4 separate regions of the Homo sapiens genome follow, and regions 1, 2 and 3 are each linked to region 4. The links are chromatin loops, found by intact Hi-C in ENCODE. Cell type or tissue: sigmoid colon. All regions are shown on one strand.

Region 1 (8,000 bases), 480 kb after region 4:
AGCTGCTTCTATGGCAAACCTTTCTAGACAATATAATTTATTCATATTTAGGGAAAATTAATTATTAAAAACTCATTAACAGGAATTGCTTATGGCTGTTCAATGCGTAGAGCCAGATATAAAATATTATATGGGTGAAACCAAGATTGAGGGTCTCACTAAAGCATTGAAAGAGGTTTTATTTGGAAGCTTTAAAAAATTCAATTTTAACACCCTTTCTATTTTATTTTTTCATATAATTATATAAAGTAATGAAAATATTTTTTCACCAAGCCCCATACAGATGCCCACCAAGCCCCTCCAGTTTACCTCAATGTACCATGTAAGTATTATCCTCTATGTGGGCCATAGCATGGAAAAGTTTGGAAAGGACTGACCTACCAACATTTACTTTATATCAATTTTTTTTTTCTTGCTGGCAGAACTCACTTTTCACCATACAGAATGAAAAAACAAACATTTGTTGTCCCATATGTTTTGCCCGGTGGGGAGTCACGTGGCCCAATCTTGGCCACTGGAACCTGAGGAGAAAACTCCTGAGGACTTGAAATAAAGATTTTCTTTCCTAAGAAAATCCGATCAACCCCAGAAAATGCTCATCTTAGTCACTGAACGTGATATCTTTGTTCCTAGCGATACCAGAACTAATGCAGCCGTGTATGACCATGAGGCTAAATGTTGCTGACATGCTGAGGATATTGGCATGGAAAGATGAAAAGCACAGAAGCCCCAAAATTTGTTGAGCAACTAAACGAACCTGGAATATCTCTGCCTCTGTATGTCTGTGTATTAGTCTATTCTCTCATTGCTTTACAGCAATGAGAAATACCTGAGACTGGATAATTTATGAAGTAAAGAGGCTTAGTTGGCTCGTGGTTCTGCAAGCTGCACAGGAAGCAGAGTGACTCCTGCTTCTGGGGAGGCCTCAGGAAACTTACAATCATGGTGGAAGGTGAAGGGGAAGCAGGCACATATTACATGGCTAGAACAGGAAGAAGAGAGAGAGGAGGGAGGTGCTACACACTTTTAAGCAGCCAGATCTCATAATAACTCACTCACTTACTCTCACAAGAACAGCACTGAGGGGATGGTGCTACCCATCATGAGAAATCTGCCTCCATGATCCAATCACCTCCCACCAGGCTCCACCTCCAACACTGGGGATTACAATTCAACATGAGATTTGCTGGGGACAGATCCAAACCATATCAGTCTGGTTATATAAAAAAATAAATGCCATTATTTCAGCTCATCCTATTTGGGTCTTCTGTTACTTGCAACCACAGGATGCTAGTTAATAAACCCACTTGTAGTTTTAAAGCATGAGCCCCAAATTATTTGACACTTCTCCCATTGAGAAGTGGATTATGTGTCCCCTCCCCTTGAATCTGAGTGAATGTTTCAATGATTAGAGTATGGTAGAAGGGCTGCTGTGTAACTCGTGACACTAGGTGATAAAAGGTGACATATCTTCTGCCATGCTCGATGGAACCCTCATGCTTGGAGCCTTGAGTTGCCATGTAAAAGATCTGGCTACCCTAAGGTTGCCATGATGGTAAGAAGCCAATCCACTCGGTGGGGCCATGTGTTGTTGCTCCAGTTGGAAGTGCTAATATTTTATTCATCCAAGCCCAGATATCAGACATGTGAATGAACAAGTCTTCAGATGATTCTGGTCCCCACCATTGAATTTCCTCCAGTCTTTGAGTCTCCCCACCTGAGGCCCCAGACATCACAGAGCAGAGGCAAATTATTTCTGCTGTGCCTTGTTCAAATTTCTGACTAAACGAATCCATGAGCATAATATAGTAAATAAGCTGCTAAATTCTGGGGTAATTTATTACACAGGAATGGTAACTGGAACAACACTTCTTCATCTCACTTTATATGCATCATGAATGATCACATAACACAAACTTGAGATGTGCTGGTGTAGCTCTTGCAGTATTAAGATTAGGTAACTTCAGGGTTTAACCCACCCAGGCATAGAAACAGTTCTTTAGGGAAATAAAACTGATGTTCACAAAGACACTACGAATCCTTCTCATGAATAGACTGCCGGAGTTGCTCATAGGATGAAAACTTTGGTAAAAAAAATTCTTGAAAGAGGATGTGCTTCCTCTATGAATTACAGTCACTTTTCTGCAGTAACCCTGCATGATCCACAACTTAGGAGAACCAATAACAAACACCATACTATCAAGTAAACAGCCTTGTTTGGTTCTAAGTTCATAAAATAAGAGCCTGAGGTTCAGAAGCCCAGGAGTCCAGTTAACACCTATGTGCCCTGTAGAAGTTACTTTATCTTCTCAGCTTCAGTTTTACTTGTAAAATAAGGGAGATGGACTAGAAGACTAATGGTTTCCAACTTTGATTCTGGGGAGCAAAATAGAAAAGTGTTGTGGTTGGCTGAATAATGCTCCCCCTCAAATTTGTCCACATCTGAATTCTGAGAATCTGTGAATATGATACAGAGTGCAAAAGACACATGGCATATGTGATTAAGTTAAGGGTCTTGAGAGGGAAACAGGAGGGCAAGAGTCATACATCTCTCGTTTATAGAGATGCCTCACACTTCCTTTGAAGCAGAAGCGAGAGAGGAGAAAAGATACTACTGGCTTTGAATTTGGAGGAAGGGGTCATGAGCCAAGGAATGCAGGCAATCTCTAGAAGCTGGAAAAGGCAAAGAAACAGAGTCTGTCTTGGAGCCTCCAGAAGGCATGCAGCTCTATGGGCCCATTTTAGACTTCTGACCTCCAGAACTGAGGCAGGAGAATAGGGTCAGGAGGCAGGGAACTTAAAACTGTTTCACGCTTACTTCATAGAACTAAATTGAAAGGAAAACCCTGGCCAGGCACAGTGGCTCACGCCTGTAATCCCAGCACTTTGGGAGGCTGAGGCAGGCAGATCACTTGAGGTCGATGAAGTCGGGAGTTCGAAACCAACCTGACCAACATGGAGAAACCCCGTCTCTACTAAAAATACAAAATTAGCTGGGCGTGGTGGTGCATGCCTGTAATCTCAGCTACTCAGAAGGCTGAGGCAGGAGAATCGCTTGAACCCGAGAGGCGGAGGTTGCCGTGGGTGAGCCGAGATCGCGCCATTGCACTCCGGCCTGGGCAGCAAGAGTGAAACTCCGTCTCAAAAAAAAAAAAAAAAGGAAAACCCTAACCTTCCATACCTTCCATGCCTAAGTAACAAAAGGACCAGAGGCTATTCCCTTTGCAAATCCCCACCTTTTCTGCAGGGCAGATGGGAAATTTAAAGTACCTCTGATTGGTTGCTTTTTGCAACCAAAGAGCAAAAAGCAACCAATCAGACATTTGCACAGGAGTGGAACTTTGTAACTTCACTTCAGCCTCTGATTGGTTGCTGTCTGCAACCAATCAAACTGATTATGGGCCAAATCTTTGTTTGAATAGAAGTGCAACTTTGTAACTTCACTTTAGCCTCTGATGGTTGCTTTCTTGCAACCAATCAGACGTTTGCATAGGAGTGTGGCCTTTGTAACTTCAGCCTCTGATTGTGGGCCACTACTTCATTTACATGGGGTGCACACCAAGTGGCCAATGGGAAATCTCTAGGGGGTATTTGGACCAGAGAAGATTCTGGATCCCGGCCCTTGAGCGGCTTCTCTGCCCGCTCCCACCCTGTAGAGTGTACTTTCGTTTTCAATAAATCTCTGCTTTTGTTGCTTCATTCTTTCCTTGCTTTGTTTGTGCGTTTTGTCCAATTCTTTGTTCAAAGAGCCAAGAACCTGGACACCCTACACTGGTAACAGAACTGTAAGAGAACAGGACTGTGTTTCTTTAAGGCACTACATTTACGGTAATTTGTTACAGTAGCAATAGGAAAGTAATACAGTGGTTAAGAGCTTGGGCTCTGCTATCAGACTACTTGAGCTCAAGTCCCTTTTCTACACCCTACTGGCTGTATGACCTTGGGCAAATTAAATTCTCTATACCTCAGTTTCATCTTGATAAAAGCAGTGATGGAAGAACTAACTCCTCTGACTTATTGTGAGGTTTTGAGGAAGTGTCTAGGATCATCTGGAAATTAGTAATTTATTTTAAAATTACTAATTTAAAATTACTACATTTATTTTAAAATTACTAATTTAAAATTACTACATTTATTTTAAAATGTAGTCATTGTTCTCTTGTTGAGAAGCATCTACTTTAGGAGCCGTGTATACAGCTTCTCATCAGATCCTTACAACCAGTAGTGAAATAGGTATGATGGTAAGTTTCCATATGAGAAAACTGAAGCTGTGGGAGGTGAATTTTTCCAAGTAACATAGCTAGTAAGTGGACAAATCAAAGTGGCTGGTTTACCACGAAATTAACTACATTTATGTGCCACATGATGGTGAATGAACAAATACGTGCAAGTAATCACAGCAGTGGGCACTCAACCACTAGTGCGGAGTCTAGACTAACTGCCACTAGGTCACCCCATCTGATCCACACTGGCGCCATTCCCAGTTCTTTACATTCATCCCTTGTTTCCAGAAAGGGCAGAGGAAGCGAGGAAAAAGTGCGTGGCCTGAAGTGACGCCTGGCGTTGCCCGAAGCCCGCCCAGCGCTGCCAGGTGACGCCACTGCGACACAAAGGCGGGGATTGCGTAGGGAAAGGCCCTAGGCCATAAACGGGGGTGGGGCCTCCCCGGAGGCCAGTGCGCGGCCGCGGTGCTCTACCGGCGTGTCGCTCCGCCCCAGGGAGAGCCGGCGCTACCATGGAGGAGTACCATCGCCACTGCGACGAGGTACCGCCCCTTGGCTACCTGGGAGCGCCCCCCACTCCCGCCTTCCTCTGCGCGGGGCTCTTGCCGGGTGGTCTCCCAGCGAGGGCGGTCCCAAGAGTTGGGGTGCGGCGTCCTCCGAGCCCGGGTCCTCTCCCCTGGGCCCGGGATCCGCCCCGCCCGACCCGTTCTCCCCACCCCAAAGTCCTGAGATTCGGGGTGGGAGGGGTGGCCAGGAGCGCGCGGATCAGACGGTGGGGTCGGGGCAGGGTTGGGAGGACGAGGCCTGACTTGGGTGCGAGGAGTGGGCATGGGGTGACGGGCGCCGCCCTCCTACCGGGCGGGCCTCGAAAACGGGTCTTCCCGCTGCTGCCTCCGTCCCTTGGCTTCCTCAGCGCGGGTGCTGCAGCCCCCATGGCTCGGAGTCTCGGGGTCCTGGTGGCACTGCCATTCCCGCTCCCGGTAATGCTTGCCAGGATTAGGCAAGGAGGTGCTTTATGGATTACGAGCCCTTGCTTACTGACTCAGGCTTTCCCAACCCTCACCAGAAACCCATGATGTCAGTTGTTATCTCCCTGTTATTGATGGGGACTCCAAAGAAAAGACTAAGTTGTCAGACCACTTTATAGTACTAAAGTGATATTAATCTTGAGTTATCAAGTATTTTCATAATCTTTAATTTGGGAAAGGAATTTTTGCCTAGAAATTTTTGCCTAGCATAAGTTAAAAACAAAATTGAAAATAGTCTACTAAGCATTCTCTTCATATGGACCACTTCATTCTCTCACTTAGCTGAAACCATTTCTATATTCTTATGACACATAACATCCTCATAGTCACCTCTTGCTTATTTCCTACGTTTTACAATACAATGATTCTTAATCTAGGATGTTCATTAGAATCACCAGTATAAAGCACTTTTTTAAAAAAAAATGTAGACTTGCAGGCTCTGCCCCAGACCTCACGGGAGGTAGGTAGGGAAAGCATTCAGTATTTTTAAGTGTTTAGGGGCAAGATTGGCCCCTTCTGTAGACCTGATGCCCTTTAACACTTTAACACCTGTCTAGGCCAGCCTAGGATATTCTGTGTAGCGTCATACTTGTAAGCCTGTGTTGAAAGCAGCTTTACCTTTTGTTTTCCCTTTAGGTTGGCTTCAATGCTGAGGAAGCCCACAATATTGTCAAAGAGGTGAGTCATACATTTTGTTTCTCTTGAAGCTTGCTGCACTGGTGGAGATTTTTAAAAGCTATATTTTGAGTTTCAGCACAAACTTAGAAACCTTACTGTTAAAAGAAGAATATTTTGTTTTGTTTTATTTTATTTTATTGTTTTTTGAGATGGAGTCTCGCTCTGTCACCCATGCTGGAGAACAGTGGTGTGATCTCAGCTCACTGCAACCTCCACCTCCTGGGTTCAAGCAATTCTCCTGTCTCAGCCTCCCGAGTAGCTGGGTCTACAGGCGCCCGCCACCACACCCATCCAATTTTTGTATTTTTAGTAGAGACGGGGTTTCACCTTATTGGTCAGGCTGGTTTCGAATTCCTGACCTCCGGTGATCCACCCGCCTTGGCCTCCCAAAGTGCTGGGATTGCAGGCGTGAACCACCACACCCGGCCAAGAACAAGATTTTAAATATTTATCCACTAACTCTTTATAGGGGTCCTTCTATATTTTGTTGTGTGCTATCAGCATCTTGAGGCTTATTCTGAAAGAGATGCTTAAGGATTTTCTTAGTCTAGAAAACTGGTTTAAAATTGATGCCCTGTCTTTTGGATAAAATAACTTTTATTCCAGAAAGCAAACATTATTTTAAATGTTAATGCTATAAAGTATATGTACGCATATATATGTACACACGTCAACTTTTATAATGTAAAGTATATGTATAATATATATGTATATTGTATAAAATAGATAACAAAAGCCCTAGAAATATCTGCCTTTGGGCATGTACACTTTTTTGCCCAATATAATTGGAAAAAATGATCATTTAACATATTTTAAGCATTGATATGATAGTGAATCAAAATTTTAAGAAAAATATTTGAAACTCCTTTTAGGCAAATAGAAAAGAAATTACCTTTGGGAATTAATTCTGGCAGGGGACCGTTCATTATTTTAGAGGTATCACATACAGACCACAGTGTGGGAAAGGTATTTTTTGACACCCAGGTCTGGCCTTACACAGCTAGAATTAACTCAAGGTCTGAGAGGAATAGACAGGCACCTGAAAATCCTGCCATATTTGAATACTTCAGAATTATGCATTCTATCTATGTAGCCTGAGAGTATTTAATTATTAAAAGTAGAAAGCAAAGGTTTTTAATACCTTTACAATGTAAAAGCACAAATGAGGGAAACTGGGAGGTGGAAGAGGGAGTGGAGGTAATGAGAAGGGAGTGATCTTAGTTTTCAAAGTGGCAAGTCAGGAAAGACTGTCCTTGGTTGATGGAACATAAAAGAAAGAATGCTGGGCTATTTGGGATTCCATTTAAATAGTGCCTTCTTCCTTAAGTTCTGAACCAAATGAAAAGAAAAAAGAGCCATTAGAAAGAGAACAAAATACCACCTTTATTATTGATAAAAACCAGTTTGATGATTGTACCTTGTTTTGCTAACTCCCATTCAGTTCAGCCCTGGGAAGAGTCATCCAAGAGAAAGTTTGAGTCAGCAGAGAGAAACACTTGTTCAGGCTGGTGCCTTTCATTGGTTTGGGTGGAGAGGGAAGGAGAAACTAAAGCCCAAGTTCAACACATTTGGGAGACTCCCAAATGAGATGTTAGAACAATGGTTATCACCCACCAACCAGGTAACTCATTCCACCTCCATGGGGAGGAATAACTGACAGGACAAGAGGCCAGGAATGTTAAAGAACAATCCTCTGCGTTGAAGAAAACATCCAGAGTGGAAAAGAAACATGTTTCTAACAGTGTAAATATATTTAAGTTAAAAAATCGTGATTTCACTATATTGAGAGAAGGGGGCGGGTGGTCTGAGGGAACCAAATTTTCATCTATCATAGTAGGAGTTACATGGATGTTGCCTATAATTCATAAATCAGGAAATAGTGAGATAAACATTATTTGGAGATACATAAGTAACCCTTGGAAGAAATAAAAACAGTTGTACACTGATGAGTTTCCTCTGGGGAATGGGACTGGGGATGGGAAAGGAAAGGGTGGGAAGGAAACTCTTCATTCTAAGCTTTTCTGTTCTACTGGATTTTTCAAACCATATGCCTGTTACTTTAATATTATAT
Region 2 (8,000 bases), 230 kb before region 4:
TCTAGTTCTAAATCTAAATTAAGGTAATGAAAGGGAAAAATTCCTATTAAAACAACTCACGAACACAAAGGAAATAATTCTGTCTAATCTTTCCTCCACCTTCCACTTTAAAGAACACCAAGGTCGGCTGGGTGTGGTGGCTCACGCCTGTAATCCCAGCACTTTGGGAGGCTGAGGCGGGCAGATCACGAGGTCAAGGGATCGAGACCATCCTGGCCCACATGGTGAAACCCCGTCTCTACTAAAAATACAAAAATTAGCCGGGCGTGGTGGCACACACCTGTAGTCCCAGCTACTCGGCAGGCTGAGGCAGGAGAATCACTTGAATCCAGGAGGCGGAGGTTGCAGTGAGCTGAGGTCACACCACTGCACTCCAGCCTGGGCAACACAGCGAGACTCTGCCTCGAACAAACAAACAAACAAACAAACAAGACCAGTAAGGTCATCTTTTTGTAAACTACCTAGCATAATCCCAGAAGTTTTGACAAATATTTGAGTACCTACTATGTGCCAGACATAGTTCTAAGTGCTGAAGAAAGATTTACCAACTGCATTTACTGAACTGAGAGATAATTCTTATAAACATTTAACAGGTAAATATTTGTGACCTTGGTTTTGGCAAAGGATTCTCAAATATGACACCAAAAGCATAAACAAAAAAAAAGAAAAAATAGGTAAGCTGGACTTCATAAAAATAAACTTTTGTACTTCAAAGGACACCATCTAAAGATAACCCACAAAATAGGAGAAAACACTTGTAAATCATGTATCTGATGAGGGACTTGTACTCAGAATATATAAAGGGCTCTTACTACTTAATATAAAAAAACCCCACATCTTAAGATGGTCAAAAGATATGAATAAATATTTCTTCAAGAAAGATACACAAATGACCAACAAGCACATAAAAAAGACACTCAGCATCATTACACATCAGGGAAATTCATACCAGAACCACAGTGAGATACCACCTTCACACCTACTAAGGCTATAATAAAAAAGTCAGGCAATAACAAATGTTGGCAAGGATGTGGAGAAATTGGAATCCTCATGGTCAAAGGGAAGGAGTGCTTTGCTTTGTGAAACAGGCTGGCAGTTCTTCAAACAATTAAACTTAGAATTACCATGTGACCTAGCAATTCAACTCCCAGGTACATACCCAATAGAAATGAAGACATGTTCACACAAAAATCTGTACATGAATGTTTATAGCACCATTATCCATGATAGCTAAATGACCCAATCAACTCAAATGTCCCCCAACAGACAAATGGATAAACAAAATGTGCTATAATCATTCAATGGAATATTATTCAACCATAAAAAGGAATGAAGTACTGATATACACTACAACATGGATGAACCTTGAAGTAATTATGCTGAGTGAAAAAAACAGTCACAAAAGGGCAACTATTGTATGATTACATTTATATGAAATGCCTGCAATATGGAAATCTCTAGAGACAGAAAGTAGTGGTTGCTTAGGGCTGGCAGGGGGTGGGCATGAGGGTGGGAAGTTGAAATTGGGGGGTAAACGGGATAACAGCTAAAGAAACAGGTTTCTTGTGAAATGATGCAATGTTCTAAAATTGACTGGGGTGATGGTTGCACATATCTATGAATATACTAAATATACAGAAATATATACCACTTATATACTAAAATATGTGCTACTTATACTAAAACTCACTGAATCGTATACTTTAAATAGGTGGCTTTTATGGCATATGAATCATGCCTCAATAAGGCTACTTAAAAATAACGTCTTGTTTAAAATATCCTCACACATCCGAAGAGATCTTATTCTTTTGGTTGTAAGTATGAAATGATTACAACAACCAAAGCCAGAACTGGCTTTGGTATTTAAACTATTGAAAATGTTCCAGGTTAACATTTAAGACTATGAAAATCTTGAAAGTAGAAAAAATTAAAATGAAGGCATCAAGGAACTTCCGGAGGACATAAAATGCAGTGATTGTTTAAGATGTATTGGGGGCATTAAGTAATTAGATTCATAGGGGTGGAATGTAAGCAAGGAGAGTTAAAGTGCTCATATGAAAAGCCTCAGCCTGGAAGACCCCCTTCTTTACCAGCTTGCAGTGATTCTGAAAGAACAATATTTCTTCATGTGCACTGTTAACCTTATTTTTAAGGAAGATAAAAATACCTCCCCCCTCCCAATATGATTCACTCCAGTAACAAATAGGAAGTCAAGTAAATGATAAAGGGCCAAACAAAAAGAGATTTAAGGAAACACATAAAAAGCTAAACCAGTTCCCAGGAATGGCTACTGGGAAGTTTCAGCAATCAGCATGTGTTACTGCTTTTTACAGGCAGAGCATAAGATGATATGATCTGTGCATAGCTCACAATTCCACTACTGAGACATTTCAACCTGTGTCGTTGTCAGTCCAAATAAAGTCCGTTTCTGTGTTTGCCTTGTGCAATATGCCAGTTAATCTATCCTAGCTCATTGCAGAGCTCCTGGTATGTGTGGTCTGGGGAGTCCATACCTTCCCTGACTTGAAGAACCACCAACGCCAGCGATAAGGAAATGTCCGGGTGCATTAGGAATATTTTTGATCCTCAATAAATCTCTGCTTCTTCCTTGACCATTGCAAACAGTCCGGTTTGCCATCTAGCTGATTCTCGGTACCTCATACAGCACTGTGCTCCAGTTTCAAAGCAAAAATAGGGCTAATATATGGTGGTGGGTGAGGGGCGGGGGTGAGGGGTGCAAGAAGAAAACAAGCAAAGGTTGAACTGGCTTTTCCTACAGAGCCTCAGATTTCAAAATGACTGCCGTAGAAGCTAAAATGACCCAGATTTGGGGGACAAGGGGGGAAGAGGGTCGATATTCATTCCCCTGCGGGGTAGCTGTAGCTTGATTATGGGCGTAAGGAACTAGGGAAGACGGGGTCACCGACATGAAAAGAGAAATAACAGGGAATGGTCTTTAAGTACCACGCACCTCTCTCAGTGAATCACTGCAGTGTCAGCCCTGCACTGATTCCATGATTTGCCAAACAGGATGAGGTAAGGCACAAGCCTGGAGCCCCCTCCTCCTCCTCCTCCTCCCCCTCCTCCTCCTCCCCCCTCCCCCGCGCAGAAAGGCGCATCCCTCCGCGAGGTGCACCACGCAGCCCCCCGCGGCCCTGGCTGAGGGGTGACGTCACCCTTCTGCATTGAGCTTCAAGGACCGGCGGCAGCACTGGATAGATGGGGAGTAGAGTTGGGGCGCTATCTCTATCACCAAGTGGAGGGGACCCTCTGCCAGGGCGCTGCGGATTGTGCTCATGCAGTGACAGAACCACCAGATAGGGAGTGTAAGGATGCAGGGAGGTGGGAAAGGAATCCAAAGACTCATCTCTTGGGTCACCAAGAAACCTCAAAGATGCCCCCGGCTTATGTAAGACCCTCTCCCTTTCGTGCGCCTCCACGCGGTGACAACGCCTGCTCCCCATCGTGCGCTTGGGAGACTTCGGTCGCCCTTGCCCAGCCAGGCAGGCACGGTGCTTCTGGTGCCTCCCTCCCGCAGCCCCGTGGGGTCAGGAATAACTGGGAATCTGAGATTAAACCCCACGCTCCCGTGTCCTCTCCTAGCCCGCCACAGGTTAGCTCCAAGAGGCGCCGCGAACCGGCTGGTAGGGGAAGGGAGAGAAAGGTGTACAGCGAGGAAAACAGACGAATAAACCCGCAACTTTCCCCAGGAGCTGACCCTATCCCGGGAGATTATAAAAGAAACTAATGCATTAACATTTTTTTTTTGGAAGGTCGACAACCTGCAGTCACCGACACTCCGCAGCCCCTTGCAGCCTGCGCGGAGCGAGGTCTAGGGTTCCAGCAGCCCCGACCCGCACCCTGCCATCCTGCAGCCCCGACCCAGCACCCCGCGCCTGTCTCCTTAAAGAGGGGTCCCAGATTTGATTTTTGGTTTGGGTTTTCCTCCCCACTTCTTTTCTCAGAGCATCATCATACGGACCGATGGACAGCGACTCGGCCACCGGCCCGGCGTGGGCACTTACCCAGAAGACGAAGGAGTAGATGATGAGGAGGGTTTTGAGACAGGTTATCACAGGTTTGGTCTCCATTCTCCTCGATGCCATACTACAGAGCTCCGGCGGCGGCGGCGGCGGCGGCAGGCGGCGGGCGGGCGCGCGGGAGGGGGAAGAGGCGGGGCGGGGCGGGGCGGCGCGGGGCGGGGGCGCGTGCCGCGAGAGGCCTCGTGAGCGCGCAGGCGAGGCCGTGCGCGTGCGTGAGCGCGCACCGCGCGGGGCTCCTACTGAAAAAGCCGGGCCGGGCAGTGACTGCGCATGCGGGAAACGCCGCCCGCGTTCGCAATACTGCGCAGGCTTAGACCCCCAGCGGAGGAGGGAGGCGAGGCCAGGCGAGGCCAGGCGAGGCGACACGGGGCGCGGCAGGACAGTGGGGAGGGAATGGGAGAATTTAGAGGCCGGGTCAGAGGTCACGGGAACCTCTCCCAGTCCGCCCTGGCATTTAGATTTCTGCTTTGTACACAGTTGGGCGTTACATTTGCAGGTATGCCTGCACCTGGCTATGGGAAGTTTATGGGTGCCCCGCTGCCCATCAGTCACGTTTCTGCATTTTGACACCCCCCAGGGCCTTCTCACATGGAAATGGCCCCGTAGTCATGTCCTTGGCAACCAGCAGGCCTTGTTTGTGCCAGGAACAGACAGGTGGCCAGAGATACAGCTGGAGGGATGGGCAGGAACGCCGGAGCTCAGACAGACCCCAAATCCTCGCCACCACAGGTATCTGCAGGCTCCTCCATTTTTCAGATTTGTCTTACATTTTGAAATAATAAAACGAAATGACAAGAAAGGTCTGTATGAGGCGTCATTCTTGCTGCGCATACAATGTTTAACAGAATACAGAAAAATGTTTAATATGCCTGAGAATCATTTGCAGCGCGCTAACAAGTACAGTCCACCTCCCTCCTGTAAAGGAAAGCTGCATTGAGGTCAAAAAATAATGTTCACAACCAATTTGGAGTTCCTCAAAAAGTTGAACAGAGTTTGCATATGATCTAGCAACTCCATTCCTGGGTATTTACCCAAGAGAAATGAAAATATATGCCCACACAAAACCATATACATGAATGTTTATAGCGGCATTATTCACAATAGCCAAAAATTGGAAACAACTCAAATATCCGTCAGCTGATGAGTGGATGACCAAAATTCGGTGCCTCCATACAACGGAAAATTATTCGGCCACAAAAAAGAATGAAGTACTACTGGTAAATGCTGCAACGTGGATGAACCTTGAAAATATGCTAAGCGAAAGACGCCAGACACAAAAGACCACATATTGAATGATTCATGTATAGGAAATATCCAAAATAGACAAATCCATAGAGACAAAAGAGATTAGTGGTTGCAGCGAGTGGGAGGCAGGAATGAGGTGACTTTTAATGGGTAAGCGGCTTCTTTTTAGAGTAATGAGAATGTTCTAGAATTACATAGTGATGATGGTTGCACAATACTGTGAATTACTAAAAACCACTGAGTTGTATACTTTAAGAGGATGACTTTTATGATATATTAATTATATCACAATAAAAACGTACATTCCACCCAGATATGGTTTGTAGAGGAACACACAGATTCAGTGGGAGATTTAGCTTGATTGCTAAGAGACTAGTCAAAAACAGCAACACTATCACAGGTTAACTCAATCGTGGATGATGATGTTAAGGATACATATTTGTGAAAGAGTGAAAAACAGAGTCAATAAGGCTTGGGAAAAGCCTGCTAAGGTCAGTTGTTACAGGAGTAATTATTACCTCTATCCAGTTATATGTGGTCTCAGGTCAATAAGGTAACTGTATGAACAGGACAAAAATATGAGGAAGAGGAGAACCTGTTTAAGGAAATTGTCAACTATAACAAAAAGGTATGTGGGCATACAAGGGTGGAATATAGGTGCAGGTGAAAGAAGGGACAGGTTGAGCAAGGTGTCTGTTATAAAGGGGTCTTGGCACACTGATTCTCGATGCTGGGTGCTCATTTGCATCACCTGGTGTTTTAAAACAATTATGAATGCCTGTGCCCAATCCCAGCTATTTGGAGTCATTTGGTGTGGGGTGAAAGCTCCGCGTTTTAGAAGCTCTTCAGGTGGTCTGAATATTAAGCAAGAGTTGAGGGGCATTGCCCCATACTGCAATGAACTTAAACCCAACTTCAGAGAGGAGCTTTCTCTTTCATTCTTACAGACTCCAGGCTGATTCCAACTGCTGCAGCAGCAGGGAAAGGATACTGAAGACTTCAAGCCCAGTGGGTATCCTTAGCATCAAAAGATCTTGGCCATGTATAATTATTTTGTAAAGAGGTCAGAAATCTCAATGTTCAGCCCAACAGTGACACTGCTAAGCATCATAGATAATTTGGTGAGTTAATATATGACATTCACAGAAGACACCCATCAGTTTAAGCTAACTCACCGTCTCACAGTTTGGAGCATTTTTGGAATATCTCTTAGGTCCAGATTCTTGAAAACTTGGACTGTTCTAGCAAAAATAAACCATTTAAATATAAAGATAAATATGAATATTCAGTAATGTAATTAGTAGATAAATTAACATAGCTTGTAGCTAGATCCTTGCTCTCCAATTGTGGCCCATGACATATATATAGGGTGACAAGCCATCCCAGTTTGCCCAGGACTGAGGGGTTTCCCTGCATTCAGGATTTTCATTGCTAAAACCAGGAAGGCCTTGCGCAAACCAGAACATATTAGTCACACTAACCCTGAGCTGGCAGCATTGACATCCACTGGAAGAGCTGTTTGAACATGCAGAACCTCAAGCCCCACTCCAAGCCCATGTTAACAAGATCTCCAGGGGAGTCAGATGCACAGTAATGTCTGTCATGTATTATGGATTGAATTGTGTCCTCCCAAAAGATATATTGAAGTCCAGGCTAGGTGCGGCTGAAGTCCTAACCCCAGTACCTCAGAATGTGATCTTATTTGGAAATAGGGTTGTTGCAAATATAATTAAGACAAGGTCATACTGGAGTAGTGGGGGCCCATAATCCAAGCACTTTTAAGGGCTCATATCCTTAAAAGAAGAGACACAGGGAGAGGGCCATAGGAAAACACAAAGACACACAGGGAGAAGGCCATTGTGACAACAGAAGTAGAGATCAGAGTGATGCAGCTACAAGCCAAAGACTGCCAAGGATTGATGGTCACCTCCAGAAGCTAGGAGGAGGCAAGGAAGGATTCTACCCAGAGTCTCAGAGAGAGGATGGCCCTGCTGACACTTTGATGTCAGACTCCTAGCCTCTAGAACTGTGAGATAATACATTTCTGTTTTTTTTAAAGCCACCCAGCTTGTGGTACTTTGTTACAGCAGCTGTAGGAAACTATCACGTGTCTAAGATTCACTGATCTATAATGCATCAATATATAATCACAGCTGCCATATCACCAAGCAACTCACAGTAGCACCATTTACAATAGCCAAAATATGAAAACAACCTAAATAAATGTCCAGTGACAAGTAGATTAATGAAATCTATTTTGTGGCATATCTACACTAGGGAATATTATTCAGCCATAAAAAGAGATGAAGTACTGATGCATGATACAACTTGGATGAACCTTGAAAACATTATGCTGAGCGAAAGCCAGATGCAGAAGGATGCATATGTATAATTCTATTTATATGAACTGTCCGTAATAGTCAAATCCATAGGCAGATTAGTGGTTGCCAAGGGCTAACCCTAATGGAGAGTCACCGTTTAATGGATATGGGGTTTATTCTTGTGGTGACGAATAAGTCCTGGAGCTAGATAGTGGTGATGGTTGTGCAACAGTGGGAATGTACTTAATGTTGAATTGTACACCTTAAAATAGGTAAAGTGGTAAATTGCATGTTATGTGTATTTTATAACACACAGAAATAATATGTAACCACAGCAAGTCCAAGTGTCCTGTGGCCTGAAGGAATGATGTAGGTTGCGGAGCTGAAGGAA
Region 3 (8,000 bases), 110 kb after region 4:
TTTTTGAGATCTAACATAGGACATCATATTTATCCTTGCTGTCTTTTAATGTTTCAATACAGCATGCCTGCCTAGAGAGATGTTTGGAATCTGTTTCTTGCCCTCCTATCTTCATGTCCTTTGCCAAAAATATCTTTTTCTAGTTCATAAATAGTAACATCAAGCAGGATAGGAATGGTGTCATAGCTCTGTGGCACTCCCTGAGTGACTTCTCTTTGTTTTCATCAACTCATTAACCCTTAAGTTATTTGACAGATTATGAATCTATTTAACTATCTGATTGTCTTCCAAGATATTGTGGGATTGGGATGAATTGACAACCTCTTCCTCTACCTTACCTCTACCCTCATCTCTTCTATCAGAGAGAAAACTGGAATAAAAATAATAAGAAAAATAAAAGTCCCATTGGAATTTTCTCTATAGGGTAGAAAAGAGAGCAAGAGACTTTTTTTCCTCATTCCAGGCTCTTATTTTATTTTTTCATGTTCATATTAGTTCTTCCAAGGGTTTATATCGAATACTTCAAGCTTGTCAAGGAAAAATAATGGTTTCCCAATATTATATCTAATTGTGTTCCCTATTACTCTAACCCACGTGATTTATATACCTTATACATTTTGACAACAATGGCATTCCTTTTAGTATTCCCACTAGGTAAGAATACCACCTTGTTCTCTCCCCTTTATCTTTGTTAGGTAAAAATGAAAGGGTTATTTCGATTTATTGATACAAGAGGCAACTGAACTTGGATCTGTCCTTCAAGATATCCTTGCACAATGAAAACAACAAATGTTATTTTTCTCTGTAAACATTATATAGAGATGTTTCTTCAAGTCTTTTATTTTTGTTTATTTTTTTAATGGACACATTGTAAATGTACATATTTATGGGACCCCCATATCTACAAAAAACACTTAGCTGGCCATGGTGGCACATGCTTGTAGTCCTAGCTACTCAGGAAGCTGAGGCAGGAGAATTGCTTGAGCACAGGTGTTTGAGGCTGCAATGAGCTATGATCATGCCACTGCACTCCAGCCAGGAAACAGCACTCCTTCTGGATAAACAAATTCAAATTCAGAATAAGACCCTGTCAAAGAAAAAAAAAAAAAAGAAAGAAAGAAAAGAAAAAGAAAAAGAAAAAATCAAGTCAGTATTTTTTTTTTTGAGATGGAGTCTAGCTCTGTTGCCCAGTCTGGAGTGCAGTGGCACAACCTCTGCCTCCCAGGTTCAAGTGATTCTCCTGCCTTGGCCTCCCGAGTAGCTGGGACTACAGGTGTGTGCCACCACTCCCGGCTAATTTTTGTATTTTTAGTAGAGATGGGGTTTCACTATATTGGCCAGGCTGGTCTCAAACTCTTGACCTCAAGTGATCCGCCTACCTTGGCCTCCCAAAGTGCTGGGATTACAATCATGAGCCACTGCACCAAGCGTCAAGTCAGTATTTTGCGTGACCATCACCTCATCCATTTCTGATTTCTTTCTTTGTGGTGAGGACATTCAAAGGCCAGAGAGCAAGTCAACAGTAAGTGTGGTGTTTCTTGTAATCCAGCCAGAATCAGTGGATAGAAGTGAGCTAGAAGTTCCTTCTCAGCCCAGTAATAGAATGTATACTGGTTGTGGTGAAGACACATTGCTTCAGAGGTGACATAGGAAAGGAAGGCTGCTGGCCAGGCTATCCTGGACCTGGAATTTGGGGTGCACATTAACCCTTGTTTACAGACCTAAAGAAGTAGTTCTCTATTGGGGGCATTTTTCCCCTGGGGGACATTTGGCAATGTCTGGAGACATTTTTTTGGCTGCCATAACTGGGGAAAGGGGGATTGCTAGTGGTATCTGTTGCATAGAGGCCATCGATGCATCTCTCAACGTGCAAGGCAGTCCCCCTCCCCAAGAAAGAATCATCTAGCCCCAAATATCAATAGTGCCCAAGTTGAGAAACTCCTGGTCTAGAATTTTTATCCTATACTAAAACTTATACCGTGGAGCTTAGCGGATTGGGGAGAGACAAAAATATGCATCTGGTCAAACTCCAGGTCACATTCCTAAAGATTCTGATTTTATTAGTGTGAGGTAGAGCCTGGATATGGTATTTTCATGAAGCTCCCCAGGTGACCCACATAAACAAGGTTGAGAATGACTCCCTGGAAAGTCTGGTCTGATGGAGGCCACAGAATAGACTGACCTCCCCCATTTCCTTGCGACTAGGGGGTTATTTAAGGGTTGTTGGTTCCCTGAAGAGGTAGCAGCAGTGGAGAAACCCACAGGAGATGGAGCGAAGTCCCCCCAAGTGCTAGAGAGGGTAAGATGGACGTTCAAGTCTGGGGCTTTTGTGAGAATTGGGAAATGGCACTCCTTCTGGATAAACAAATTCAGAACTTCTAGGTGAGTGCCCCCAGGGCTCTTAGCCTAGCTATCAGACCAGACTACTGTGGCAGAGAGAAAGATGCCCTTCTAGTGGATGTGGCCCCTGCCAAGACGCAAAGCTCCCTGAACCCAAAGGCATTTGGATTTTGGCTCCCACTTGCCCCTTCCTCTGGATGCCTTTGTACAGTGCCCAAACTGCACAACCTAATGCAGCAACTCCAACTAAAATTTGCCTTAGCTAAGATCTTTCTGAGACAGCAAAGGGGCAACGTATTGCCTTACTGATTTAACAAGAACTAAACAACCAAAACAACAAACAAACAAACAAAACTATGAGAGGCTTACTCAAATGCCTCAAAGAAACCAGATCCGTCCTGCGGGCAGCCTAGAAACCCTGTCCTGATGCCAGGATCCAGCGATGCCAAGCCACAGGGAAGAGGCTCCAGTCTGGTCGTGGTATCTTTGGGGTGGTTGAGAACAACCCAGGAAATGAGGAAATCTGGCTGCAGGAACCTACAGCTGGATCCCCATGGCTGTGGGTGAGACAGAGAACTTTCTGTGCCTTGTGCTCTCCCATCAGCTGATCCTGGAAGGAGAACCTCAAGCCCCATCCTAAACCGCAGCAGAGCAGGCACGCACCCGGTCCAGTCCTTGATTTATTCCTTTGCAAAAGAGAAACAAACTAACAAAAAATCTGTAGTATGGACTTTGACGTCGGCAGAACTACACACCTAAGTTCCAGTCCCTGCTCTGCCAGTAACGGGGGTGAATCTGGGCAAGTTTCTAAGCGTCGGTGTCTTATTGGAGAAAGTGGACATGGTAATAGCGAACTTGGGGCATGGTCGTGAGGATCAAAACAGAGAACATGGCCATAGTATCCGGCCGCAGTGGGCCACTCTGAATCCCCTCGGTTGCCCCTTCTGTTTCCGTGTGACTCACGCAGCTTTCTGCACAGATGGTATCCTTCTAGACGTCTGGGATGTTCGAGGCGGTTGTATTGAATACCGTGTGTGTATTCCGGGTGAGGGGGCGCGCAAATTGGGGCAAAGAAAGCTACTTCAGGATATTTCGCTCTGCTGGGGCTTGTCTCCAGCGCTCTCTGGCCAGAAAAAGCGCTGGCACAAAAGGAGGAGGTGGGTGGGTCAGAGCCCCGAACCGCGCAGTGTTCCAGGGGGGGCGGAGAAAGGAGGGCAGGCCCCAGGCAGGAAGGAGGGAGGGAAAGAGGCGAGAGGAGGAGTTTTCCAGCCCGGCCTTCGCCCGCCCGCTAGCACGCAGTCCCTTGGTCTCTTCGGTCTCCTGCCGCCCCCGGGAAGCGCGCTGCGCTGCCGAGGCGAGCTAAGCGCCCGCTCGCCATGGGGAGCCCCGCACATCGGCCCGCGCTGCTGCTGCTGCTGCCGCCTCTGCTGCTGCTGCTGCTGCTGCGCGTCCCGCCCAGCCGCAGCTTCCCAGGTAGGATCGGAGGCGTGGCTGCCTCCTCAGCTGGGCACCAAAGACCCCCGGAGTCGCCGTTGGGACCCTTCGCTCGGGATAGAGGGAGGTGCCGGGGGCGCCCTTTGTTTGCGCAGAACTCCTCTTTCGCAGCCCGAGGGTGGGGATGATGCGGATCGGGGCTGGTGTCTGGGCACGCGCCGGGAAGAACTGACCATCCCATCTCCAGGCGCGGGGCGCCCTCGCGGCGACGGGAGCCCTAGCACCTTCTGCGTCCGGGCTTCCAGAGTTCCAATCAAACCCTTTTCGGTGTAGGAGGCTCCACAGAGAAAGTTTGGCCGCAGACTAGTTTGCTACTTTCTCACCCCCAGAATTTTGCCTCTCACATGGTTGCCCACTGGAGGCTGGCAGCTTGTCCTGGAAGGAGCCTCTATGCCCTCCCACTACACGTCCCAGGCTACCCCCTTGGGGCCGCAGGACACGAGCCACGGTAAAGCGACTTTTGTGGAAGGCACGGGCGGGGCCTCCCCTGAATCTCTTAACCCCCCCTGCTGGGGATTCCGAGAAAGTCTGCGCCTCTGAGGAAGAATTGCCAGCTGAGAGTGGTGACATGTGGCATGCACTTGATTAGCCCCAGGGAAAGAGGGCTACTCGCGCAAGGATCTGCTGGGCAGAGGGTGCGGCTTATTCCTGGAGGGCGTGGTCTCCGGCATCTAAGGGGGCCCTGGTGTTTCTTGGGGGCTCTCATGGTGTGAGCAAAATTCTCTTTGGAGATGCACTTTAAAAAGCTCCAGCTAACTTCCTCACCCTGGAGTCTTAGGTTAGCGAAGAGCTTCAGGGGAGTAGGGCAATGTGCCATGCACTCCTGTTGCCTCGGAATGGAGAGGAAATCCATGGATGCGTTTTAATTTAGTGTTAATGGGAAAGTGGGTGACGTCGGCTATAGGGCGTGCAAATATTTGGCTCTGCGTTCAACACCGTGGGCAGCTTAAATCTAGGGTATGAGAAATGAACCTACTGAGTTCTGGTAGAAGGATAGAGGATGCCCATCTTTCTAGCAGTGTGCTTGGGAGATGTAGGGATGGCTGCGGGAAATTCTCTGCACGCACCTAAATAAATGAATGAATAGAACAAATTTGTAAATTAATAAACAGGAACATTTGTGTTTTGAGCTGACTCTTAAGTTTTAAGCTGCTTTGTAGGAACTGATTCAGGGTAAAGTGGAAAGGAAATTTTATCCTTACTGCCAGGCAACTGTTATTCCCATGGTGTGTTAATACCTCCTCTCCCACCCCCTTTAGCAGGAATCAGGTTAAAATGAACCTGTAGGGGAAGAGGAAGTCATTAAGCGTCCCAGAAGCAGCTTTCTGGGAGCGGGCAAATAAGGTGAGAAGCTAGAGGTAGCTTTTCCGCACTGAGTTGGGAGGTGCCTGTGAGCTGCCTGGGAACCTCAACTTTTAGTTGAGCCTTTCTCAAGCTGGGGACCCCTTCTCCTTTTCCATCCGACCTCCCTCCGTTCTCCTCCCCTGCCCTCCCCTCTCCTTTCTCTCATCTTCCACCTTTATATAGTACAGCTTGCTACCAGGGCCCAGCCACAGAATCATGAGTTCGCCAGTTTGGGCATTCACTACCACCTGTCTTTTGGGACCTATCCCTGGCTTTCCTGGCTCCCTCTGCCAGCCTGCAAGCTGCTCCCAACTTTTAGCCACCATGTTCCTGCTTGCCACCACCTCCACTGACTCCTAACCTGCCCTCCGGCTCTGCTCAGACCACAAATGAGCTGAAGCTGATTGGAGCTGCTTGATAAACACTCCTCTTGAGCCTCCTTTTGGCATGGCTCAATGGGGTCTCTTGGGAAGTGTGCTCCGCTGAGGTTGTGAGATCCAGAGGAGGGGATTTCAGTCCAAGCCAGAGGCTTTGGAAGGCTGGGGAGGGGAAAATCTCTAGGCCCTTGGGTCTGAAAGCAAATCACATAGGCTGAGTTCACTCTAAGTGCTGGGTGACAAATTTTAAAGATCATTTCAGAGACACTCTCTTAGCAAGTGGACATCATATCTTCAGTAAGAGAGAAAGTGAAGGACTTGAATCTGGAACTTCTGAAAGAAGATGGAGATCTAGGGCTCCATCAGCAAGTCGATTATGTAACTATCTGCACGTGAATAGCACATCTGTCAGAGTGAGAGTAAATCATTCTCATTCCCACTCCTAGAAGGTCTCTGGAGTTCTTCCATCTTAGAATTTAATGCAGCTTTTCTGGCTCTCTGATCTATTTTTTGCAGCCTAGCAAAGATGCAGTGTCTATAAAAACCTACATGAAGTGTATGGAAAATTTGTAGAAAAGTTGTTTGTGTTTGACTGTGTTTGTATGCTTATAACAGATGAGAATTTAGATTCTGTTCTTAAAATAATTCTTAGAGCTGTATTTGCATGTGAGATAGTGGTGGTTCACTCTGCCTCCTTCTGCAAACAAGGCTGAAGATGGAGAATGAGTACCATGGCCTCTAAGAAAGGCTTCGTGAATCTTACATCTGGAGAAAACTGGTAAAGTAGCGTGGTTTTACTAGTCAGGAAAACCAAGTGAGGTTTGCTAAAAGCCAAACCAGACTACATCAGCTGAAGCAGTCTTTTGAAATACCACATTTGGAGATAAGTACTAGGAATGGAGCACCTAGCTCAGGTTATATAATTAAGGTGTCACCGGGAACAGGCTAGGAATTCCTATTTAGATTTAAAACATGTAATCAGCTGACAAAAGTACTCTGCAATGAAAAGGAAATATGCTGGGGAGAGCAGGTCATTTTCCTCTGGCATTTTCTTCATTGATAACACTTTCAGTACAGTACAATGTTGTTTGTTAGTTACTACTCATTTCGCAGATTTGGGAGCTGAATGAGACACCAGAAACCATTGTTAAAGCAGCGTCTTCACATCTTCCCACCTCATCAGTCCTCGTACCATAACCAAAGTGCTGCTTTTCTCTTTTAGATTATTGCTATAACATTCTCACTTTTGGTCTCTCTAATTCTAGCTCATTTTACTTTCTCACTTTAGATAATGGTCTTTTAAGTCCATTGACTTTAGTACTGTTTTTTATCACATCACTCCCTTACTCAAAAACTTAGGGCAGCAGGTCCCTGTTCTCACTCAAGTAAAAAGTTCTCAGTTGTTTTTAGGGGGCTACACAGTTTGCTTCTAGCCTAATTTTCCAGTCTTTTCCCCCTGGTTTCCTAAAATCCTATCCTTATAGAACCTGAGTCACATTTTCCTTCTTGGCAGATGCTGCTTTCTGTACCTGGAATCCTTCCCCCTTGCCATTTGTCCAAATTCTGCCCATCATCCAGCAACACCCCCACTTTGATGAGACCTTTTCTTGATCGCTCCAATGGGAAGCAACGTGCCTTCCTTTTAACACCCATGGTCTCACTCATGTCTCTTATATTTATCACATATATCACATATTTGATAATGCTGTATATTATCATAATTTATGCACTCTTCTTCTTGTAGATTTTAAGACCTTGGAGGCAGGGGCCGTGCTATGTCTTACCCTTATTTGTATTTCCCACGGTGCCTAGCAGAGCACTTTGTGCCACATGGATATTTGTGCGTAATGGATTAACAGTGCCTGTAACTCCAGTGATGGGCCATTGGACAGGAAAGGAGCTGAGGGAAACATGTGCACAGGTACACAGGGCTTTGTGCCACCATGAATCTACATACATAGAAACGATGGCTTACTGGATACAGAGGTTCCTTTTAAATATACGAACACTCTCTGTTTAAGCAATAACCTTCTCTGTTGGGGGCTGTAAGATGAGAGACTGACTGCAACCGCAAGCTGGAGTTTGCATTTATTATTTTTGTTGGCCACCTTGATCTGTGCCTTTCCCAAGTGGTTGAATGGTTTCCTTAGTAAACGCAAATATGTGTGCTACGTCAATTCCCCTTTCAGAGAACACAACTGAAATTAGTAATTGAAAGTGAAGAGAGAATTTGAACAGAAGAAGGTTTAGTTTTGCCAGGCTATAACATAGTATGAAATTTGTAGCAGGCAAGTTATGATTAATGCCCAGGTTAGAGATTCGCTTCCAAAATAGCAGCGTGAATAATAACCTCTCCCAACTTCCAATTCATAGGGAGTTTCTCAAACCAGCCCCTCAGTTCTTGACTGTGTGATGTCTTAACTGCTAACTTTTATGGGCCATTTG
Region 4 (8,000 bases):
AAACCCCATCTCTACAAAAATACAAAAATTATCTGGGTGTGGTGGTGTGTACCTGTGGTTCCAGCTATTCGGGAGGCTGAGATGGGAGGACTGGTTGAGCCCGGGAGGCAGAGGTTGCAGTGAGCTGAGATTGCGCCACTGCACTTCAGCCTGGGTGACAGAGTGAGACCCTGTCTCAAAAAAAATAGTATATAGGACAGGCGTGGTGGCTCACGCCTATAATCCCAGCACTTTGGGAGGCCGACGTGGGCGGATCACCTGAGGTCGGGAGTTCTAGACCAGCCTGACCAATATCATGAAACTCCATCTCTAAAAAAACAAACAAAAAAAAAAAACAAAAAAAAAACAAAAAAAAAATTAGCTGGGTGTAGTGGCGGGTGCCTGTAATCCCAGCTACTCAGGAGGCTGAGGCAGGAGAATTGCTTGAACCCGGGAGGCAGAGGTTGCAGTGAGCCGAGATCATGCCCCTGCACTCCAGCCTGGGCAACAGAGGGAAACTCTGTCTCAAAAAAAAAATACTATATAGATAACATTTATATCCTGTTATGCTAGAAATGTATCTCCTCCTAGCTAAGGCCAGCCCCTCTACATGGGGTCAGGATGACACCTCCTCCTGGCTTAAATTATTATTTTTATAGGTTTATTGACCCTCAGCCTCTGCGTATTTGAGAACTTGCTATTCATTAATTCTGCCATTCAACAGATATTTATTGTGTAGCTATTATGGGCCAGGTAATAGTCTGGCACTGGAGTACAACAATGGACAAACCTCCCTGCCCTCATAGAACTTGCATTTTAGTAAGCTATGTACCAGACATAGTGCTATGTTCTGGCCAAAGAGAGGTAGTGCTTGCAATGCAGGAAATGAAAGAACTCAGTCTAGTGGAAAGACAGCCACAAAATCACATCACACTGTATAATAAGTGCTGTGATGAGGCATGTGAACGTCCTTGATGCATGAAGGGGTCATGTGGCCTCATTGCAAATTTGGAGAGGGCTCCCAAAAAAACACAACACAGCCTCAGAATTGAATGATGATGAAGCAGAGATTGCTAGGGGGCTCTTTGGAGGAGGCAAGAGCATCCTTGAAGATGTGTGTGCATTGCTGCATGGACTTGTAGGGGACCCTCAAGGGTCCACACACTTTCATACTGTAGAGCTCATGTGAATTTGCAGTACAAATGTGGCTCTGGAACTGACGGTTCAATCCTGCATCTACCACTTGATAAATATGGGACCTTGCAAAATTATGTGATCTCAACCTCAGATTCTTCTTCCCAAAAATGAGACTGAAGTTAGTACTTCATTTAGGGTTCCTGTGAAGATTTGATGAGATCAACTATGGTGTGCTAGTTTTCTCTTGCTGTTGTCACAAATTACCATCAACTTGGTGGTGGCTTAAACAATACCCATTTATTATCGTACACTATTGTAGTTCTGAAGTGTGAAACGGGTCTCACTGGACTAAAATCAAGGTGTCAGTAGAGTTGCATTCCCTTCTGGAGACTCTTGGGGAGCATCCACTTCCTTGCCTTTCCCGGCTTTCAGAGGCTGCTTGCATTCCTCCGCTCATGGCCCTTACCTTCATCTTCACAGCCAGCGCTGTTGTATCTCTCTGACCACTCCTGCATCTTCACATCTTTTTGTGACCACAGCCTGGAAAGGCTCTTCACTTTTAAGATTTCATAGGATTTAATTGGGCTTACCTGGTTAATCTAGAATAATTTCTCCATCTCAAGGTCCTGAATCCAGCATCTCACAACTGCAAAGTCCCTTTTGCCATGTAAAGCAATAGACTCACAGATGCCGGAGATGATGGCATTATTGAAAACTAAAGTACAGGGTGGGAGCAGGCCCTAGCACAGGGGCTCAAGAGCCCCTTTACAGAATTTTCTGGGATTTTATTACCCTCTAGAGGTTTCCCACTGGTTACTTGGTGCCATTCCCAAGTAACCATTGGTATATTTCCCATTGGTTACTATGTAAATGAACTAGTGGCCTTGCAACCAATCAGAGGCTGAAGTGTACTTACAAAGGTTACACCCTATTCAAACATCTGATTGGTTGTGGAAAGCAACCAATCAGAGGCTAAAGTGAAGTTACAAAGTTACACTCCCATGCAAATGTCTGATTGGTTGCAAAAAGCAACTAATCAGAGATACTTTCAATTTTCCGTCTGCCACGCAGAAAAAGGGGGTGGGGGTTGCAAAGGGAGTAGCCTCTGGTTCTTTTGTTACTTAGGTATGGAAAGTTGGGGTTTCCTTTTGATTTAGTTCTAGGAAGTCAGCATGAATTGGCCTTAGCTTTCCTGCCTCCCGACCCTATTCTACTGCCTCAATTCTACAGTCACTTTCCAGTGTTGCAAGTATCTCAAGCCTGCTTTCACTATATAGACCCAGTCATTCCTCAAATACGTGCCTCCTTCTGGGGCTTCTGCTCACCAATTACCTGCTCAGCACCTCCAATTTGATGTCTTAGTGTGCTCAAGGATGAACTCATTATGCTCTTCTTGCCCCATTTACCTAACTCCAATGTCGCCAGCTCTTTCCTCAGTGTTCCCCATCTCAGTAAATGGTGCCCCCCTCCTGCTATTTGCTTATGTTGGAAACCTTGGAGTAGGGCTGCATCAATATCTTCTGGGATGCTTAGCACCAAAATGTGCCTTACTGTATTTTGAAATAAAAACAAATGACTGCATATTAAAAAGTAAATCTTTAAAAATTCTCATTTGCCCGTAGTAACAATTATGATACTCTAAAAATGAATATCAAATCCTTTTCAAAATAATTTAGGGCCCTATCTTTGCTGTTGCTCTAAGAACTATTTGGTAGTCCAGCACTGTCTAGGAGTCAATAGTCAGAAACCATTTCCTGTTGATTCTAAGACCTAAAATATTTTCAAATCTGCCTGCTCCTCTCTGGCACCAATGAACTGTACTCCAAGCCATCCTGACCACATGTCTGAAATTCTGCAATAGCCTCTGAACCCTTCTCACTGCTCCAGTTTATTCTCTACAAAGCATCTAGACCAGGCAGAATGATTTCAGGGACACACATAACTGATCCTGTCCTGTTGTTCTACTGCCTAAAACTTCTCAGTGGTTTCACATTGTCTTTAGGATAAAATCTCAGATCCTTAATAGGCCCAAGACCTTGCCACCTCGCTAGGAACCAGCCTCGCCTCTTGGTGTTCCTGGAAAGAGTCAAGCTCCTTACAAACCTTTATACACAATTTACTCTCTGCCAAGAGCTCTCTCCCCCTCCTGGCTTATCTTTCTCCAGTTCTTAGATTTAATGTTCTTTCTTCAGATAAGCCTTTCTTAACCTCCTACACCAGGTCAACGCTTCTTGTTAACCACTTCCTTAGTAACCTCCACTTTGCTTTGTAAGTAAATGATTATTTGTGTAACTAATAGTTTAATGTCCCCTCTTCATGTTAATGCAAACTTCCTGAGAAAGTGTTGGTAACACACAAGAGTAATTCAGGGATCCCTGAATCCAATTGTGTCTGATTCTAGGGCCCATGTCCACAACTACCAAACGTACGTAAATCTGCTCATTCTGGAAGATGGCTTTTTGCTTCTTTATTTCATGATAGCCAAATGTTGATGCATGGGAAACCCTGCATCATATAACATCGCTGAGCAAATTCTAGAGCAATGATGTTGGGCTACCCCTTTGTGTATGTTCTGTGAGTAGTGGACCATATACACCTCAGCTTTTACTTTTGTTGACTACAGGCTGGACTAGCTGGACTAGCTGCCCACATGCTTAAACAGAGGTAACATTAACCACTTTACAGGGTTGTAATAGTACTCATTTGTCCAATAAATACGTAATGAGCATTCAGTATAGGCCAGATGTTGGTTTAGATGCTGGGGATATCTTTAGCAGAGTGCTTACCTCCTTTAATGTTCCAGCTGGTCACTATTACTAGTAGTGTCATAATTGTGTGTCGATGCTTGCTTATGTCACGGAGTATGGGATTTGTGACGTTTGCCACTCATGGGCAGGGTCCCTGCGGCGCCTGGACCTCCAACGGCACAAGGGCGCGGACTCCACAGCATCACTGCGCGGCGTGGCCGCCTCTCTGCTCCAGGCCGCCAGAGGGCGCGTGGTCTCTACTGCCCCTCCGCTGTGCCTGAGCCTGCCCCTTACCAGCCACCCGGCCTCCGTTCCCCTCCCCAACGGCGCCTGTCCCGCCTTGCATTCCCAAGCTCCGCCCCCGTTGCCCGTAGCGGCTGTTTGTTGACTTCCGGGAGCGCGGTTGTAGTTGATCTCCGGAGTTTCGCCATGCGGAACTTGGGGGCTTTCGCGGCCCGCGTCGGTGCGGAGTAGCTGCTTTAGCCCCGACCAAACCGTCCTCTACAGCCTCCTGGCCCCGGCGCAGGCTGCCCGTACTGCCCGTGGCATGAGGGAGCCGGAAGAGCTGATGCCCGGTGAGTTGCGCCCGCGCCGGTGGCGGAAGGCCGGGAGGGAGGGTCCGCGGGCGGCCGGGCCCCGCCTCCGGATCGGCCCTGTAGGGGGACAGGCCCCAGGCTTGGCAGCCGGACTGGGGCGGGATCGCTGGTTGCGCTCCCGCGAATGACTGAGGGCAGAGGACCGGACGGGAAGAACAGGATGGGGGAGAACGGGAAAGAGGGTGCCTGTCTTTCGTATGCTTTTTAAATAAGCTCTTGATGAGCTTCTTGAAGGCAGGGACACTTTTTTTTTTTTTTTATGAGACGGAGTTTCACTCTTGTTGCCCAGGCTGGAGTGCAATGGCGCAATCTCGGCTCACCGCAACCTCCGCATCCCGGGTTCAGGCGATTCTCCTGCCTTAGCCTCCGAGTAGCTGCGATTACAGGCATGCGCCACCACGCCCGGCTAATTTTATATTTTTAGTAGAGACGGGGTTCCTCCATGTTGGTCAGGCTGATCTCGAACTCCCGACCTCAGGTGATCAGCCCACCTCGGCCTCCCAAATTGCTGGGATTACAGTCGTGAGCCACCGCGCCCGGCCAGGGAGGGACACTTTCTGTAAACTCCCCAAAGTGCGGACTCCAGACTTGTGCACTTTGGAGGTCCTGAGCTCCCGGTTATGTATTGAATGCAGTAAAGAGTGAGTGATCAGGGCTGTGGGGTAAAAGGGGATACAGGAAATAAATTGGACAAAGAGGGAGAAGAGGGACCCTTTAGCGAGTGTTTTTTAGCCTTTTTTTTCCTGAGCTCCATAGTTAGAAATACTTTTGACATTGTGACCCGATACTCCATATATACCGTGTAACAGAAATAGATGTCTGGTGAAGCAGTCCTTGTTCTATCCACTTAGATTCCACACACACCTTTTTGATAATGCATTCTTTTAAAATGCTGATCGTGATCCACTGAATTGATTTTCTGGCCCACTAATAGGTCACGACCATTTTGAAAAAACACTGGGTTTGAGCAGAATCATACCTTCACTGAAATATGTATGTTTTCTTCCATGCTCCTGGCCGGAACTGACATTCCTGGCCTGCAGTTCACAATTTAGTGAGACATACAGGAAAGTAAACAAAATGACCATATAAATTGACAGTAGATATTACAGGGCCAGAGCAGAGCCACCAAACCTTGGCTTGGGATGAGGGTATCAGGGAAGCCAGGGGAGCCAAGACAAAACAGTTAAAATGTTAAAGTAATTCATTCTGGGGAAACTCAGAGTCTGTTCTAGATCCTAGTCTCCCAACTCAATTATTAGTTGGAACTGAGATGCCTCACAGTGGTTCTCAAAAAGTTGTCCACAGTGGCTAGTCTCTTGCGTATTAATATTTATTATTAATACTTATATTCGCTATGTTTTCCTTTCTGGTACGAATTAGTTTATGTGTGATCACCCACCTTGGGATTTCCCCAAAAGCTGGACCTGGCCTACTATTTGGTGTATGTGTGTGTTTAAATGGTTATTGGGAAATGGTAGGGGTTTTTAGTCTTTCTTCAAAATGACGCTGTGCCACAACAGTTTGTGAATACTACTCAGATCAGGTAATGACTTGATGTAAGAATGTTAAAATCTCAACATCCCCATGTACTCCTCTCCCAATCTCCTAGGACCGTGGCATTTTGTGATGATGTTTTGGGGGGAAAGATAAACCGTCCTTTCCCATGTACTGTTTCTGGAAAGAGAAAAAGACATCTCTATAACTAACTATAGTGCATGAGTAAGATGAGAATTAGAAACTTCCTGAGTAGCTGTGTTGAGAGGATCTTTTCATTTTATAACTGGATCCCTAAACATTCTGAATTCTCAGAAATCAGGAAAAGCTAAAGTGCTCCTTTGTTGACGACTTGGTAACCTGTCTTTTATATTAACAATGTTGAAAGTTATATTTGACTACAAACTCTCCATTATGATGAATTGGTAAACAAAACATTCAACAGTTACGAATATACATGTGTGTAAGGGGGACCTTTTCTGTGTGAAAAGTAGAACACACAAGGGCTACTTTGTGCTAGGCAATATGGGTAGTGCATACCCTCTGTAACCTTAGAAAATAGTTGGAAAAAAACAACATTTGGGGTAACAAATGGTGAACTCTGTGTTTCAACACAGAAAAGCAGTGACTTTTTTTTTTTTTTTTTTTGAGACGGAGTCACAGTCACACTGTCGCCCAGGCTTGAGTGCAATGATGCTATCTTGGCTCACTGCAACCTCCGCCTCTGGGGTTCATGCAATTGTCCTGCCTCAGCCCCCCGAGTAGCTGGGATTACAGGCGCCCACCACCACGCCCGGCTAATTTTTGCATTTTTAGTCGACACGGGGTTTCACCACGTTGGCCAGGCTGGTCTCGAACTCCTGACCTCAAATGATCCACCTGCCTCGGCCTCCCAAAGTGCTGTGATTACAGGCGTGAGCCACCACTCCCGGCCGACATTTTTAAAGTATAGCTTTTTATTGCTTTGTGATGACCTCATCTTACATATTGTGCTACCTACCAATCTCTCTAATCAAACTGTTACACAAATCTTGCTGATTTGTGTAACAGTTTGATTAGAGAGATTGCTAGGTAGCACAATTATTTGCCATATAAATTCTACAGATCACGTAGTTCAGAGAAGCCAGTGATCATTTCCAACTCTTATGGTAGAGGAAGAGTTTACAGAGGTAGCTATTGAGCTAACACTTTGAGGATGCTAGGCTCTGGGCTAAGTTCTTTATACATGTCATCTCATTTAATCCTTACAACAACCTTTGAATACCTAATTGCCTTTAAAGCCTATGGTTTTTTTTCTAGCTGCTTTCCCTTAGTTCGAATGAAAGAGATAGTGGTGGAGTAATTTGTTTCTCTCTGTGCTGTCTCCGGTTTTATGGGTATTCATTGGGATTACCAACAGAGAAATTAAGAGTTCACCATTTTGGCCGGGTGTCATGGTTCACGCCTGCAATCCCAGCACTTAGGGAGGCCGAGGCAGGAGCCCAGGAGTTTGAGACCTGAGCCTGAGACCAGGAGTTTGAGACCAGCCTGAACAACATGCTAAAACCCAGTCTGTGCAAAAATTACAAAATTTAGCTGGACATGGTGGCACACGCCTATAGTCCTAGCTACTCCAGAGGCTGAGGCGGGAGGATTGCTTGGGCCCAGGAGGTCGAGGCAGCAGTTAGCCGTGATTGTGCCACTGCGCTTCAAGCTGGGTGACAGAGTGAGACCCTGTCTCAACAAAAATAAAAAGAGTTCACCATTTGGGCTAACATTGTTTCCCTTACATGAGAACACTGGAGGTTCCTTGGAAAAACTGGACCAAAGAAAATCCAAATTGACTGATAGAGACTCTCCCCATGGATAGCCTGATGATGTTAATGAGGAAACGAAATACTGTCCTGTTTCTGTGTGTGGAGAAAAGCTCTCAGTCAGAGGCCAGACCATGAGGTGTTAACTAGAACAAGAATAGCACAGATTGTGCCATTTCATTCCAGGGAATAGACATCTACTTGGTGACAGCAGAACTATTAGTAATAGATGACTGCCTTCCTTGTGATAG

What was found. A loop is a pair of places that touch in the nucleus more often than their neighbours do. Peaks named below come from ENCODE experiments on the same cell type or tissue, not always from the same donor. Only the 100,000 strongest peaks of a DNase experiment are listed, where the experiment ranks them.
Region 1: it touches region 4 in a loop (12-fold over the local background); 10 of 110 quality-filtered maps call a loop at or near these places.
Region 2: it touches region 4 in a loop (3-fold over the local background); 9 of 110 quality-filtered maps call a loop at or near these places.
Region 3: it touches region 4 in a loop (2.0-fold over the local background); 11 of 110 quality-filtered maps call a loop at or near these places.

Annotation. Positions count from the first base shown.
Region 1 is chrX:37,844,246-37,852,245 of GRCh38, reverse strand. It overlaps DYNLT3 (dynein light chain Tctex-type 3), which reads left to right and starts at 4,675. Exons shown (of 5, transcript NM_006520.3): 1 at 4,675-4,765; 2 at 5,888-5,929. The coding sequence starts at 4,736. RefSeq lists a silencer at 4,902-5,011. In sigmoid colon, no CTCF peak of the experiment used is centred here; a DNase peak (open chromatin) is centred at 4,625; H3K4me3 peaks cover 1,745 bases; H3K27ac peaks cover 1,086 bases.
Region 2 is chrX:38,557,653-38,565,652 of GRCh38, reverse strand. TSPAN7 (tetraspanin 7) reads right to left here and starts at 4,111. Exons shown (of 8, transcript NM_004615.4): 1 at 4,026-4,111. The coding sequence starts at 4,106. RefSeq lists an enhancer at 3,510-4,011. In sigmoid colon, no CTCF peak of the experiment used is centred here; DNase peaks (open chromatin) are centred at 3,182, 3,952 and 4,312; H3K4me3 peaks cover 2,387 bases; H3K27ac peaks cover 1,302 bases.
Region 3 is chrX:38,216,509-38,224,508 of GRCh38, reverse strand. It overlaps SRPX (sushi repeat containing protein X-linked), which reads left to right and starts at 3,638. Exons shown (of 10, transcript NM_006307.5): 1 at 3,638-3,813. The coding sequence starts at 3,717. It overlaps LOC124905176 (a long non-coding RNA gene), which reads right to left and starts at 3,601. Exons shown (of 2, transcript XR_007068212.1): 1 at 2,710-3,601; 2 at 817-1,087. In sigmoid colon, a CTCF peak has its summit at 4,348 (motif pointing left); DNase peaks (open chromatin) are centred at 3,568, 3,978 and 4,318; H3K4me3 peaks cover 2,773 bases.
Region 4 is chrX:38,323,778-38,331,777 of GRCh38, reverse strand. It overlaps RPGR (retinitis pigmentosa GTPase regulator), which reads left to right and starts at 4,269. Exons shown (of 15, transcript NM_001034853.2): 1 at 4,269-4,438. The coding sequence starts at 4,411. It also overlaps a transcript of OTC not described here. RefSeq lists a silencer at 4,331-4,580. In sigmoid colon, a CTCF peak has its summit at 4,109 (motif pointing right); DNase peaks (open chromatin) are centred at 4,187 and 4,547; H3K4me3 peaks cover 1,765 bases; H3K27ac peaks cover 924 bases.